2 separate regions of the Homo sapiens genome follow, and region 1 is linked to region 2. A link is a loop called in an ENCODE intact Hi-C map of the cell type or tissue named here. Cell type or tissue: OCI-LY7. All regions are shown on one strand.

Evidence for each region. Peaks named below come from ENCODE experiments on the same cell type or tissue, not always from the same donor. Only the 100,000 strongest peaks of a DNase experiment are listed, where the experiment ranks them.
Region 1: a loop joins it to region 2, with 2.7 times the contacts of the local background. A loop is called at or near these places in 54 of 110 quality-filtered maps.

The regions. Positions count from the first base shown.
Region 1 is chr4:56,420,196-56,428,195 of GRCh38, reverse strand. The region is part of intron 1 of PPAT (phosphoribosyl pyrophosphate amidotransferase); the gene reads left to right. It also overlaps a transcript of PAICS not described here. Among named protein-coding and RNA genes, the nearest start is that of PPAT, 11 kb to the left of the region's middle. RefSeq lists an enhancer at 2,108-2,793. In OCI-LY7, CTCF peaks have their summits at 2,861 and 3,062 (motif pointing left); a DNase peak (open chromatin) is centred at 3,075; H3K27ac peaks cover 627 bases.
Region 2 is chr4:56,833,130-56,841,129 of GRCh38, reverse strand. No RefSeq gene overlaps it. Among named protein-coding and RNA genes, the nearest start is that of SPINK2, 15 kb to the right of the region's middle. In OCI-LY7, a CTCF peak has its summit at 4,277 (motif pointing right); a DNase peak (open chromatin) is centred at 4,319.

The DNA.
Region 1 (8,000 bases), 410 kb after region 2:
TTGATTATCATTCACTTAAAGCAACTGTGATGGCATAAAGTACCAAGAATACAATAATAACTTCAATATGAGTCAAAAGAAATTTTGTGTCCATATTCAAACAGTATATTCTAAAAATTATAAGACAGACTGTTCTCATTATTAGTGAGAAAATTTAGCTGCTTTTCATCATAGGTGATCTTCACTGGATATTTGTGAATATGGAAAGTCCCAGTGTTTACTAAATTTCTTTTAGTGAGAAGTGGGCATAGACATTTTCCTTCTTTCTCTACTGTATTCTCTACCAACTCAGGTATAAGGAAGCATTTTAGGTAATACACAATAGAGATCTTCTCTGTTAGACTTCATATATCAAAATGACATTTAAAATTTACCAATTTAGACCCTGCAGTGGACCCAGTATTATTTTGGGGTGATGATGTGCAGCAGGGGGTGACAGGGGGAAGGCATACTCCACAATGCTTTCTAACAGTGAGTTCCTCTCATCTTAAATTCTCCTAGGTTTTAATTCTGAATAATTTTTCAGCCTTATGAATTTTTTTTTTTTTTTTTTAAGAGACAGGGTCTCACTATGTTGCCGAGGCTGGCGTGGACCTCCTGAGCTCAAGCGATCCTCCTGCCTCAGCCTCCCAAGTAGCTGGCACTACAGGTGCCTACCACCATGCCTAGTGCCTCATGGAAATTTGAAAATGTGTTTAAATCACTCTTGTTGGATATAATTTTTAAAAGATGGTGATAGAAATGTAAAATGGTGAAGTCATGGTGGAAAACAGGTAGTTCCTCAGAAACTTTCAGCATATGCCATATGACCAAGCAATTCCACTCCTACATATAAACCCAGAAGAACTGAAAACATGTTCACATAAAAACATATACATGCTGTGGAAAAACAGTACTGCAGGTCCTAAAAAAATTAAACACAAATTACCATATGATCAACAATTTCGCTTCTGGGTATATACCCAAAAGAATTGAAAGCAGGGACTCAAGCAGATATTTATACATCCACATTCATAGCAGAGTTATTGATAATAGCCGAAAGGCAGAAACAACCCAGATAACCATCGATGGATGAATAAACAAAATGGTGTATCCATACAATGGAATATTAAAATGAAGGAAATTCTGATAAATGCTACAACATGGAGGAGCCCTAAAGATATTATAAGTGAAATAAGCCAGGCACAAATGGACGAATATTGTATGATTCCACTTATATGAGGTACCTAGAATAGTCAAATTCACAAAGATGGAAAGGAGAATAGTGGTCACCACAGGCTAAGGAGAGTTGGGATGGAGGAGTTATTGTTTAATGGCTACAGAAGTTTCAGTTTGGAATGATGAAAAAGCTCTGGAGATGGAGAGTGGTGATGTTTGCACAACAACGTGAACGTACTTATGGGTATAATGGTAAATATTTTATGTATATTTTACCAAAATGGGAAAAAAATTGTACCAGAATGTTCATAGCAACAGTATTCATAGGAGCCAGAAAATGGCAGTGACCCAAATGTCTGTCAGTTGATAAGTGGGAAAACAAAATATGGTATATCTGTAAATTGGAATATTATTCAGCCATAAAAAGGAATGAAATACTGATATATGCTACAACGTGGATGAACCGTGAAACAAAAGAAGCCAGACACAAAAATGTATATTGGAGGGTACCACTCATGTCCAGAATAGGCAAATTCTTAGAAACAGAAAGTTGGTTAGTGGTTGTCAGGGGTTACAGAGGTGTGGTCAAGCAGTTAAACTACTGATGGATATGGGGTTTCTTTCTTTTTTTTTTTTGAGACAGAGTCTTGCTCAGTCGCCCAGGCTGGAGTGCAGTGGTGTGACCACGGCTCACTGCAACCTCCGCCTCCTGGGTTCAAGTGATTCTCCTGCCTCAGCCTCCCGAGTAGCTGAGACCACAGGTGCGCGGCCACCACGCCCAGCTAATTTTTGTATTTTTAGTAGAGATGGGGTTTCACCATGTTGGCCAGGATGGTCTTGATCTCTTGACCTCGTGTTCTGCCTGCCTTGGCCTCCCACAGTGTTGGGATTACAGGCGTTAGCCACCGTGCCTGGCAGATACGGGATTTCTTTGTGGGGTGATCAAAATGTTCTAAAATGGGATACTGGTGATTATTGTATAACTGTGGATATACTAAAAACCACAGTTATACGCTTTAGTTGGGTGAATTTGATTGTATGTAAATCACATCTCAGAAAAGTTGCTGAGGTTTGAGAATAGAAAAGTAAAGACAAGTCAAGTGTAGAGGTTAATGCAGTGATGTCTGTGGGAAGTTATAAAGGAACTAAGGAAACATGAACTGCATTGTACGGAGCTTCCAAATCTTCCTCTAAGCCAGAGTTTTTATGATGTGATTGATTAAGTCATTGGCTGCAAGATGGAACTCAACCTCCAGCCCCACTCTCCTTCATGGAGGTCACACTGGCACAAAGCTCCAACCCTCATCACATGGTCGGTCTTTTTCGGTGACTACCCCCTATCCTGAAGCTATCTGGGAACCCACCTAGAGTAGCCTCATTAACACAACAAAGATGCCTCTGTCTCTGGAAGTTCCAAAGGTTGTTGATGCTTTGTGCCAGGAACAGGAGACCAAAACTAGATATATTCTTTATTATGCCACAGCTTCTTAAAAGTTTATTAAAATATTACCAACAGTACAAATTAGAAAAATCATGACTTCATAATAAACAAGTTGCCTGTATTTAAGATTAGCAGCATACCTATGTCTGAGCTTTCTTTTTTCACATTTGTAAGTCTTCGGTTTTCTGAAGTTTTAGTAATAAGTTCTTCTCTATCTGGATGTACTATTGGATTAAAATGAAAAGTTCTCAGTATTGTGTTTCATATGACTAAAGTGCATTAATTTATGTAATAATTTTACTGCTAAGATTATACAAATTATAATGCATGTAAAATATACAAAAGTGTTTAAATATTCCAGGTTTAAGGAAAATTACTTCCAATTTCTTTCTTTTGGAAGAGATAAATGAATTAGAAGAAAACATAATTCTTAGCGTACCCTTTGAGATGGTAACAGTAGATTCCTTAATGCCCCCTGCTGGCCATCTCATTGTGAACTTTTTGAATTTTGGAAATATGTTTTGCTACAACCAAAAGAAAAATGGGCATTTCTAGGGTTATTCTTAGATGAACATTGAGGTATTTCACTTGTGATTTTTAGGCTGAAGATCAGCGTGACCTCCTCTAATAGGATATATTTTACTACCATGAAACTTCTATGCTTATTTAAGTATGCTTGACTCCACCCCTCTGACCTAAAATAGGTTTAACTGTGACTGTCCTATACCAGAAAGCAGTGGCTTGCGGGAATACATAGATAATAAGGCATACCAGCTCATATAAATGGCAGCTGATATTGGAGCGGAATTAAGTCAATTTTGTTTCTCCTACTCAGAAGAGACAGGTAGGTGATAAGATTGTCAAACACAAATTTTCTCTTTTGGCAGAGTCCTTTCTCCTTTGATAACTTCTTGATTCCTTTTATCCTCTCTCGCTTATGCTTCAGACCAGGGAGAAAAATAAAATATGTTTTAGATCCAAAGATCTAGTTTATTCAATTTTCATGGGCCACTTCTTTTTACTTAACATAATAGGAATAGCCTGAGCAGTCTATGATTCTTCTCCGTGATTGATTTCCTTCATATTCCATTAGTCATTAATTTTTAAGTGATAATCTATCGGCATTAGCAAATTTTTCTTCCCTGAATGGAATCAAATTGAAACTTCTGTGTGAATCAGTCCTCTGCTGGTCTGAGCATGATAACCTAGCTACGGTTTCCAGTGCTGGCTATGCTTGAGAACCGTCTAAAAATACGGGTGCCTGAACTGACTCCAACCTGCTAGATCAAAACCTTCAGAAGTTCCAAATTGGGAACCACTCTAGATACTCAGAATCCAAGGGGTCTACAGCTGTAGCTGGATTTTCATTTGAAGTAAAGAAAAGCTTATGGCTTATAGCATACATTTAAGATAGGAAAGAGAATACTTTTGGGGGACTGGTTTTTTGGCCAGATATCAAAGTTAACAATATGGAGCTATTATTAATAATAGCAACTCCAATTTCAAAAATTCATCAGTGAAATACAAAAAATAAAAATGAAGTGACCTCTGTTTTTACATGTAAATACCCATCACTTTGTTGTTGTTTTAAAGAAAGACTATTTCATGTGAATTTTTTTCCCTGAAGATAAATAATTCATATTTTTATACCTCAATACTACGTTCTATTACATTCTTCCTAAGAGCGGAGTGGCAATTTGTGAATCAGTAGGTATATATTGCAGGTGTACCTAAAATCCTTGCCTGTTTAAGTTTTTTTCTTACGTATTTAGCTGCTGAGATCCTTGTGGGTTTATATCTTTGCTTTGAATTTTCATGTGACAGTTTAAAATAATATAATCTCTAGGATGACTATGCATTTGTCCTGTTTCACATTTTCTAAATATATTCCAAATATTTCATATTTGGCATGCAAACATGCCAAACAAAAAAAAAAACTTGTACTTTTGACTTAATCTTTTTCTTCTACATGTAAAAAATTATCTTGAGGTTGTACTTAAGTAAGTTTTCCAGAGGACTAACAAGCTAAAATCTTCTGAATACTAAAGCTCTTAACTTTTTAGATGGAAATCTTTTTTCCTTATTAAACAATGCAGTAATCTGATTTTCTTATTTTTTAAAATTTTATTTTTTATTTTTAGAGATGGGTTCTTGCTGTGTTGCCCAGGCTGGATTCAAACTCCTGGGCTTAAGTCATGCTTCAATCTTAGCATCCCAAGAAGCTGGGATTATAGGCATGTGCCAACTGCACCTGGCATAATTTGATTTTTAACTCTTAATGACAAAGGCCATAGCTGTGATGCCTATGGAAACCTAAGAATCTGTCCTGTCTGATAAACCAGAGAAATAAGTTTGCCAGGAGTATAGGAAATTTGATTAACTAGTTTGTTAAATTAACATTGAGCTTTACACTTTGTGAAGTTATATGAAGCTTTGGACTGACAGACTAGGTACAAGGTCTTTTTAACAGATATACTTCAGCTTGGGGGCTTGGTGATCTCCTCCTCCCCAGTTTTGGTTTGTGTAGAAGAGGCAAACTATCAGGTAGCAAGCACAAAATCTCACCTCCAAACCCTTAGTGCCCTATACCAGAGGGTAATGATTCTCAAACTTGCTTGCATCATTATAACCTGGAAGACTTGTTAAAACAGATTGCTAGGCCCCAACACCAGAGTTTCTGATTCTGGATGGGGCCCAAGAATTTGCATTTTGAGTAAGTTCTCAGTTAATGCTGATGCTGCTACACTTGGAGAAAAACAGCGATGGGGAACATTGCTTCCATTAATTATTTCCACCTTTCATTTATGTGTTTTGAGTTATGATCCAACAGTACTTCATATAATGTTATAACATAATTTCTTAGGTATGGTAGCGTCTATTAATATATAGATATAAAATCTAAAACCCATTATGAGGGCACCACTCTCATGACCTCATCTAAAGCTAGTTATCATTCAAAGGCCCTGTCTCCAAATACATCACATTGGGGGTTAAGGCTTCAATATATGAATATTGGTGGGAGGAACACAGTTCAGGCCATAGCAGTGTCTTATAATAGCATTTTATGTATATACTTTGTCACACACACACACACACACACACACACACACACACGTACAAAAAAAAAAAACCAGAATATTATTTTATGTGTGTCAAGACCTTGTTTTTTATCTGTATCTCCTATGTCTTCTGACTTATTACTGACTGAATCATCTTCAGCTACATCTCCAGCAATGACTGTATGAACATAAGGGGATATATATTGGCTTTTTAAATTTACTTCAGGATCGTGTTTTATTTATTTAGATTATTTATTTGTTTTTGAGGCAGAGTCTCACTCTGTTGCTCAGGCTGTGGTTCAGTGGTACGATTTTGGCTTACTGCAACCTCTGCCTCCCAGGTTCCAAGGATTCTCATTCCTCAGCCTCCCGAGTAGCTGGGATTACAGGCATGTGCCACCACACCTAGCTAATTTTTTGTGTATTTTTTAGTAGAGATGGGGTTTCACCATGTTGGCCAGGCTGGTCTCAAACTCCTGCCTCAAGTGATCCACCCACCTTGGCTTCCCAAAGTGCTGGGATTAGAGGCATGAGCCACAACGCCTGGCCCAGAATTGTGTTTTAAACTCTAATGCAGTATTTTCCTTTTTAAAGGGACCCTAATATTAAATATGATTAGTTAGATTCCCTACCCTTAAGCATCTTTTTGTCACTATAGATATTGGGTATGTATCTGAGTCTCTAACTAAGTCTTCTGACATAACTAATGGAATCATCTTTAGCTGCATCTCCAGCAATGACTGTATGAAGATATCATGCCACTGCTGTTGGGCTGCTTTATCTGTAGTCATCTAACTGGGGGAGATGTATAGTTCTCTAGCATACCAGTTTCTTTCTTGTCCACCAGCGAAATATTTTGAGATTTCTCACCAACATTTCCAGTCTTAACTGTCTGTGGTTCCCCTCTCTTCCCTAGACGCAGACTGTCTTACAATTGGGACTCATCATTTAAGCCAGATAATAAAATCCGGAGACACTGTGGTTAGTAGAGGTCTTTAAGACCATCTTGTCCACACCCCCCAATTTTGGAGTTAGGTCTACAGCAGCGGTCTCCAACCTTTTGGCACCAGGGACTGGTTTCACGGAAGACAATTTTTCCATGGACCAGGGGGTGAGGGGGCCATGGTTTTGGGAGGATTCAAGTGCATTACATTTATTGTGCACTTTATTTCTGTTATTATTACGTTGTAATATATAATGAAATAATTAAACAACTCACCATAATCTAGAATCAGTGGGAGCCCGGAGCTTGTTTTCCTGCAACTACATGGTCCCATCTGGGAGTGATGGGAGACAATGACAGATCATCAGGCATTAGATTCTCATAAGGAGCACACAACCTAGATCCCTTGCCTGCACAGTTCACAACAGTCTTCGTGCTCCAGTGTTCTAATCTAATGTGAGAATCTAATGTTGCCGTTGATCTGACAGGAGTCGCGGAGCTCAGGTCATAATGTGCATGATGGGGAGTGTCTGTAAATACAGATGAAGCTTGGCTCGCCCACCACTCACCTCCTGCTGTGCAACCCAGTTCGTAACAGGCCACGGACCAGTAAGGGTCCAGGTGTTGGGGACCCCTGGTCTAGAGAAGACACTTGGTTACTTCAAGCTTCCACAGAGCCTTACAACTTTGATTTCCTGAATCCTGGTCTAGAACTCATTCAGTTTATTTCATGCTATCATGTCTTAGTGTGTATGTACTGTATCTCAATCCTTTGGTTTAAATATACTTTAAAGACATTTATGATGGGTCTCAGAGAAATGTACTACTTCTAAGAAAGTCTCATGTATTTTATATTTTTCTAAGTTCTTCAATGCCCTTTTTCTATTTTACTCAATTTTACCACAATTAGTATGAAAATTTACTTTAACTTCTGCCATCTGGGGTTGCATATTTGCTTTATTAAAATTGATCTATTTTAAACTTTATTCTGGGAATCCAGTTTTATTTCCTCCTTTTTGTATAACTGTACTGTTTCTATTCTGGGGAAGATCAAATGTATACTAAATCTGTTTCATAATAAATTCAGCTAGCTTGTCAAATAGCATGTAATGAAACCTATTTAACTTACATATATAATATTCCTCTTATGGTACTGAACATTCTCAATACAGGTTGAGCATCCCTAATATGAAATCTGAAATGCTACAAAATTTGAAACTTTTTGAGCACCAACATGATGCTACATGTGGAAAATTATACACTTGACCTCATGTGATGGGTATAGTCAAAACTTTGTTTCATGCACAAAATTATTAAGAATATTGCATAAAATTAGCTTTAAGCTATATATATGAAACACATATGAATTTCATGTTTGGACTTGGCTCCCCTTTCTAAG
Region 2 (8,000 bases):
AGCACTTTGGGAGGCCAAGGGGGGTGGATCATCTGAGGTCGGGAGTTCGAGATCAGCCTGACCAACATGGGGAAACCCTATCTCTACTAAAAGTACAAAATTAGCCAGGTGTGGTGGCGCATGCCTGTAATCCCAGTTACTCAGGAGGCTGAGGCAGGAGAATCGTCTGAACCCGGGAGGCAGAGGTTGCAGTGAGCCAAGATTAGGCCATTGCACTCCAGCCTGGGCAACAAGAGCAAAACTATGTTTCCAAAAAAAAAAGAAAGAAAGAAAAGAAAAGAAATAAATGAATAAAAGCTAGGCATCATGGCATGTGTCATGTGGTTCTAGCTACTCAGGAGGGTCCCTTGAGCCCAGAAGTTTGAGGCTGTGGTGAGCTATGATTGAGCCACTGCACTCCAGCCTGCGCAACAGAGACCAGTCTCTAAAAATATATATATATTTTTAAGGAATCATTCTTTGTTCAATTACCCTCTGTTAAATTTAATTTGTCTAGAATTTTTCTTTTAACAGTTCTAATGTTGCTCCTCTCCCCTCCCTCCCCTTGCCAGAACTTTGCTCCTCAAAGTGTGATCCACCTTGGCCAGCAGCACTGTCCTCACTGAGAGCCTTATAGAAATGCAGAATCTTAGGCCCTACCTCAGGCTTTCTGCATCAGAATCTGCATTTTTGCTTTTTTTTTTTTTTTTTTTTTTTGCGACAGAGTCCAGCTCTGTTATCCAGGCTAGAGTTCAGTGGTGCAATCTTGGCTCACTGCAACCTCCGCCTCCTGGGTTCAATTGATTCTTCTGCCTCAGCCCCCTGAGCAGCTGGGATTACAAGTGCTCACCACCATGCCCAGCTAATTTTTGTAGTTTTAGTAGAGACGGGGTTTCACCATGTTGGCCAGGATGGTCTCAAACTCCTGACTTCAAGTGATCCACCCGCCTAGGCCTCCCAAAGTGCTGGGATTACAGGCGTGAGCCACCACGCCTGGGTTTTTTTTTGTTTGTTTGTTTGTTTTTTTTAGAGACATGGTTTTGCCATGTTGCTCAGGCTGGTCTTGAACTCCCAAGCTCAAGTGATCTGCCTGCTTCAGCCTCCCAAAGTGCTAGGACTACAGGCATGTGCTACCATGTCCAGCTATTTAAAAATACATATTTTTTATAGAGATGGGGGTCTCACTATGTTGCCCAGGCTGGTCTTAAAGTCCTTCCACCTTGGCCTCCCAAAACACTGGGATTACAGGCATGAGCCACCGCGCCTGGCCCAAGTTATAATAACTTTTTAAAAAATTGCTTACTGGTTGAGAACATATGCCCTAGAATTAAACTTCCTGGATTCCAGTTCTGGCTATGCTTTTCACTAGTTGGTGACCTTGAATATCTTGCTTAACTCCTCTTGGTTTCTTGATCTATAAAATGGGAATAATAATTATACATACTTCATACCTTTTTGGTTTTGGTTTTGTTTTTTGAGACGGTCTCATTCCCGTCACCCAGCCTGGATGCAGTGGCGCGATCATGGCTCGCTGCAGCCTCAAATTCCCGGGTTCGGGTGATCCTCAGCCTCCAGAGTAGCTGGGACCACAGACAGGTGCTACCACGCCCAGCTAATTTCTTGTCTTTTTAGTAGAGATGAGGTTTTTTTTTTTTTTTTGAGACAGTCTCGCTCTGTCACCCAGGCTGGAGTGCAGTGGCACGATCTCAGCTCACTGCAAGCTCCACCTCCCGAGTTGACGCCGTTCTCCTGCCTCAGCCTCCCGAGTAGCTGGGACTACAGGTGCCTGCCACCACACCCAGCTAATTTTTTTGTATTTTTAGTAGAGACGGGGTTTCACCATGTTAGCCAGGATGGTCTCGATCTCCTGACGTCGTGATCCGCCCGCCTTGGCCTCCCAAAGTGCTGGGATTACAGGCGTGAGCCACCGCACCCAGCCAGAGATGAGGTTTTGCCACATTGGCCAGGCTGGTCTTGAACTTCTGACCTCAAGTGATCCGCCCACCTCTGCTTTCCAAAGTGCTCGGATTATAGGCATGAGCCACCTTGCCTGGTTCAGGTTTTGTGAAGATTAAATTAGCTGATACCTATAAACAAACTGCTTAGGAGAATGTCTGACACATTTTGTGATGTTGGTTATAACTTATGTTAACGATACATGCCTTGTAGGATCCCCTACTTTGACCCTGATGCTCCCACTTTACTAGCTGCTGGACTTTCAACATTCTTCTTAAAATTCTCTAAGTCTTGGCTTCTTATCTGTAAGTGGGAATAATAAACCAGATAATACTTACCATATTAGATTGTAATGGAGAATAAATTAGATCATTCATGTACAGTGCTTATAATAAGTGCTTGATAATATGAAGCGTTAATTTTTTTTTTTTTTTTTTTTGAGATGGAGTCTTGCTCTGTCTCCCAGGCTGGAGTGCAGTGGCATGATCTCGGCTCACTGCAGCCTCTGCCTCCCAGGTTCCAGCAATTCTCTGCTTTAGCTTCCTGAGTAGCTGGGATCACAGGCATGTGTCACCACGCCCAGCTAACTTTTTGTATTTTTACTAGAGATGGGGTTTCACCATGTTGGCCAGGCTGGTCTTGAACTCCTGACCTCAAGTGATCTGCTTGCCTGGGCCTCCCAAAGTGCTGAGATTACAGGGGTGAGCCACCCCACTCAGTCAAAAAAAGTTTTTTTGTAAGATAGGGTCTTGCTACGTTGCCCAGGCTAATGTTCTTCCTGGGTTCAAGTGATCCTCCTGCCTCAACCTCCTGAGTAGCTAGACTACAGACACTCCACCCAGCTAATTAAAAAAAAAAATTTTTTTTTTGTAGAAACAGGGTCATGCTATATTGCCCACGCTGGTCTCAAACTCCTGGCCTCAAGCATCCTCCTGCCTTGGCCTCGTAAAATGCTGGGATTACAAGTATAAGTCACCACGCCTGGCCTAATACGAAGGTTTTTTTTTTTTTGAGACAGAGTCCTGCTCTGTCACCCAGGCTGGAACGCAGTGTCGTGTTCTCAGCCCACTGCAACCTCCGCCTCCCAGGTCCAAGCAATTCTCCTGCCTCAGCCTCCTGAGTAGCTGGGATTACAAGCACCTGACATGATGCTCAGTTAATTTCTTTTTTTTTTTTTTTTTTTGAGATGGAGTCTCGCTCTTATTGCCCAGGCTGGAGTGCAATGGCACGATCTTGGGTCACCGCAACCTCCATCTCCTGGGTTCAAGCGATTCTCCTGCCTCAGCCTCCCAAGTAGCTGGGATTACAGGCATGCACCACCATGCCCGGCTAATTTTTGTATTTTTAGTAGGGATGGGGTTTTCTCCATGTTGGTCAGGCTAGTCTTGAACTCCCGACCTCAAGTGATCCACCTGCCTCAGCCTCCCAAAGTGCTGGGATTACAAGTGTGAGCCACTGCGCCTGGCCCAATTTTTGTATTTTTAATAGAGATGGGGTTTTGCCATGTTGGCCAGGCTGGTCTTGAACTCCTGACATCAAGTGATCTGCCCGCCTCAGCCTCCCAAAGAGCTGGGATTACAGGAGTGAGCCACCATGCCCGGCCTTATTTATTTAATTATTTTGAGATGGAGTCTCGCTCTTTCGCCCAGGCTGGAGTGCAGTGGCACAATTTTGACTCACTGCAACCTCCACCTTCCCAGGTTCAAGCCATTCTCCCACCTCAGCCTCCAGAGTAGCTGAGGCTTGCGCCTCCACAGGTTTGCGCCACCACACCTGGCTAATTTTTATATTTTTAGTAGAGAAGCAGTTTCACCATGTTGGCCAGGCCGGTCTTGAATTCCTGAGGTCAAGTGATCTGCCTGCCTCAGCCTCCCAAATTGCTGCGATTACAGGCGCGAGCCACCGCGCCCGGCCTGAAAGTTTTTTTATTTTTATTTTTTTATTATTATTATTTTTTGAGACAGAGTTTCGATCTTATTGCCCAGGCTGCAGTGCAATGGCACGATCTCGGCTCACCGCAATCTCCACCTTCCGGGTTCAAGCGATTCTCCTGCCTCAGCCTCCCGAGTAGCTGGGACTACAGGCATATGCCACCACGCCCGGGTAATTTTGTGTTTTTAGTAGAGACAGGGTATCGCCATGTTGATCAGGCTGGTCTCGAATTCCCCTCCCAAAGTGCTGGGATTACAGGCGTGAGCCACTGTGCCCTGCCTTAAATTTTTTAATAAGTTAAAACAAACTGAATAACAATGTCTATTTCACAGGTTACTGTGGAGATAAAATGAGAGTACTTTGAAAACTTTAATTTGAAAGCTTTACCACTAAATGATGCACTAGTTATGTCAATCCATTTCCACTAGATGGCAGTAGACATCGCCAAAACCAGCTTAGCTCTACTAGCTGCTGGAGAACGTACATTTTTAGGAAATGACTTAACTGGTCTTGTTTTTGTGACTATATTGAAATGTGGTTGGAGTTTTTGTATGATTTCAAATGCATGAACTACCTGCTTGAGCTTAGAAATATTTTTGTTTGATGTGGATTGTGAAAAATGATTATTCTTAGTATAGAGCCTGTTCCATACCCCTCTCCCTCAGTTTCCATCTTCATCTTTGGATGTGCACATCTTTGTTTTTTATTTTTGCTTTTGAGACAGAGTCTTACTCTGTTGCCCAGGCTGGAGTGCAATGGCGTGATCTCGGCTTACTGCAACCTCTGCCTCCTGGATTCAATCGATTCTCCTGCCTCCACCTCCTGAGTAGCTGGGACTACAGGTTTGTACTAATATGCCTGGTTAACTTTTTGTATTTTTAGTAGAAACAGGATTTCACTATATTGGCCAGGCTGGTCTCAAACTCCTGGACTCAAGTGATCTGCCCGCCTCGGCCTCTCAAAGTGCTGGGATTACAGGCATGAGCTAATGTGCCTGGCCCCATCTTCATTTTTGGATGTGCACATCTTTGGAAGTGCTTTAACCCTACCCCCTTTTTACTCAAAGTATGGTCCAAAGACAAGCAGCAGCAGCTTAACCTGGGAGCTTGTAGACAGGTGGAATTCTGGGCCTCGCCCTAGACTCACTGAATCTGAGTGATTCATATGGACATCAAAGTTTGAGAAGAACTGCTTTAGCCACATGGAGTCTCTTGGAATTCTCTAAAGGAGTCACGCTCGCCTTTGCACATGCTGATCTTCCCAAGTCAGAAATACCCCTTTCTCTATCTGCTAGGCAAGCTAGCCTCTTATTTACCCTTCTTATTTAACTAATCATCAGGGAACCGGCAAAAGAAGAAAGATAGGGGAGACTGGTAAATATATAGTCAGTGGGAAAAAGAATGCTGGGATAAGACTGCAATATGAAATATAACACTGCTTAATATTCACAGAGCAATGAAATGGCAACCTTTGGAGATATCTTTTCTTTCTTTCTTTTTTTAAACAAGAGTCTCGCTTCTTCGTTCATGCTGGAGTGCAATGGCGCGCTCTTGGCTCACTGCAATCTCCACCTCCTGGATTCAAGCAATTCTCCTGCCTCAGTCTCCCCAGTAGCTGGGATTACAGGCATGTGCCACCAAGCCTGGCTAATTTTTGTATTTTTAGTAGAGACTGGGTTTCACCCTGCTGGCCAGGCTGGTCTCAAACTCCTGAAGTGATCCACCTCAAGTGATCTACCCGCCTCGGCCTACCAAAGTGCTGGGATTACAGGCGTGAGACACCGCACCTGGCCTGGAGATATCTTTTCTACCCAACAAAATCATTTGCCACTTATTTTCCATAAGCTAACATCTAACTTTACAGACTCCGGACCCTATCAATGGTAAATAAATGAAATGAAATGACTTCCTCTACAATCAGACAACTTCCATGCCGGCCTTTTAGACAGTACTCTAGTATGACTTTGAAAGGACATATTTGGGCCGGGCGCGGTGGCTCACGCCTGTAATTCCAGCACTTTGGGAGGCCGAGGCGAGCGGATCACAAGGTCGAGAGATCGAGACCATCCTGACCAACATGGTGAAACCCTATCTCTAATAAAAATACAAAAAATTAGCTGGGCGTGGTGGTATGTGCCTGTAGTTCCAGCTACTCAGGAGGCTGAGGCAGGAGAATTGCTTGAAACCACCGGAAGGCGGAGGTTGCAGTGAGCCAAGATCATGTCACTGCACTCCAGCCTGTGCAACAAGAGCGAAACTCTGTCTCAAAAAAAAAAAAAAAGGACATATTTGGAGGACACATTAGGATAATTTTTCTTTTTTTTTTTTTTGAGATGGAGTCTGTCTCTGTCACCCAGGCTGGAGTGCAGTAACGTGATCTTGGCTCACTGCAACTTCTGCCTTCCGGTGGTTTCAAGCAATTCTCCTGCCTCAGCCTCCCGAGTAGCTGGGACTACAGGTGCCCACCACCACGCCCGGCTAATTTTTTTGTATTTTTAGTAGAGATGGGGTTTCACTGTGTTAGCCAGAATAGTCTCGATCTCCTGACCTCATGATCCACCCACGTTGACCTCCCTAAGTGCTGGGATTACAGGCTTGAGCCACTGCGCCTGGCCGGATAATTTTTCTTAAATGTTTAAACTTGGTGCCAGAGGCAATATGGAGCATACATGTTGGGTTGCCAACTTGATCCACAATTGAATTTGAATTATGTTAGCTTCAGGGGTAAAGTTTCTATCTACATCACAGAGCTGAATGGTAAGGAAAACCATATTGAATTAGGCTTGTCTTTTAATTTTTTGTAGAGATGGGACTCTCACAATGTTGCCCAGGTTAGTCTCAAATCCTGGCCTCAAGCGATCCTCCCATCTCCGCCTCCCAAAGTGCTGGGATTAGAACACCCAGCCAAATTCTATGTTTTGACCACTGTATTTTCCTAGCTGTTTTCCAGCTAATCAGAAGCACATACAAGTCAAAAATACCCAGAACACATAATTTCACAATACCTTGTAGAAAGCAGGGCAAGAACGGTTATATTAACATGTAATTCTAAGTCATATAATTGTTTTGTTTATGGTGAGCATATTTTGTAAAATAATTGGGATGCCTACTGCCTACTCTGACAAAAGTTGTTTTAATTTTTCTCATAGAAACTTGGGAATCTTTTAGTTGAAAGTTTCACAAATGTCTAAACATTAAATTACATTATGTTTAAATTGCCCTTCATTGTAGAATATAATAAAATTACCTATTCTTTTTTTTTTTTTTTTTTTTTTTTTTTGAGAAGGAGTTTCGCTCTTGTTGCCCATGCTGGAGTGCAATAATGGCCAGATCTCAGCTCATTGCAATCTCTGCCTCCTCCCAGGTTCAAGCAATTCTCCCGCCTTAGCCTCCTGAGTAGCTGGGATTACAGGCATGCGCCACCACGCCCGGCTAATTTTGTATTTTTTTTTTAGTAGAGATGGGATTTCTCCATGTTAGTCAGGCTGGTCTCAAACTTCTGACCTCAGGTGATCCTAACTGCCTACGGCCTCCCAAAGTGCTGGGATTACAGGCCTGAGCCACCGCACCCGGCTAAAATTACCTATTCTCAATACTTAGACTTAAGGCCACTACGATTTACTAGATCAGCATTAATTACTCAGGTTCATTTAAATCATGATGATGTTAAAGAAGGAAAAGAGAATCTGTATGCTCAGAATATTTTGAATTATATACCTTTATGGCCGGGCACACTGGCTCATGCCTATAATTCCAGCCCTTTGGGAGGCCAAGGAAGGGGAATCACTTGAGGTCAAGCCAACATGGTGAAACCTCATCTTTACTAAAAATACAAAAATTAGCCAGGTGTGGTGGCACAGGCCTATAGTCTCACCTATTCGGGAGGCGGAGGCATGATGAGAATTGCTTGAACCCGGGAAGTGGAGGTTGCAGTGAGCCGAGATTGTGCCACTGCACTCCAGCCTGGGGAACAGAGCGAGACTCCATATCAAAACAACAACAACAACAACAAAACCCAAAAAAACGAAGGCCGGGCGCGGTGGCTCACGCCTGTAATCCCAGCACATTGGGAGGCCAACACAGGTGGATCATGAGGTCAAGAGATCGAGACCATCCTGGCCAACATGGTAAAAT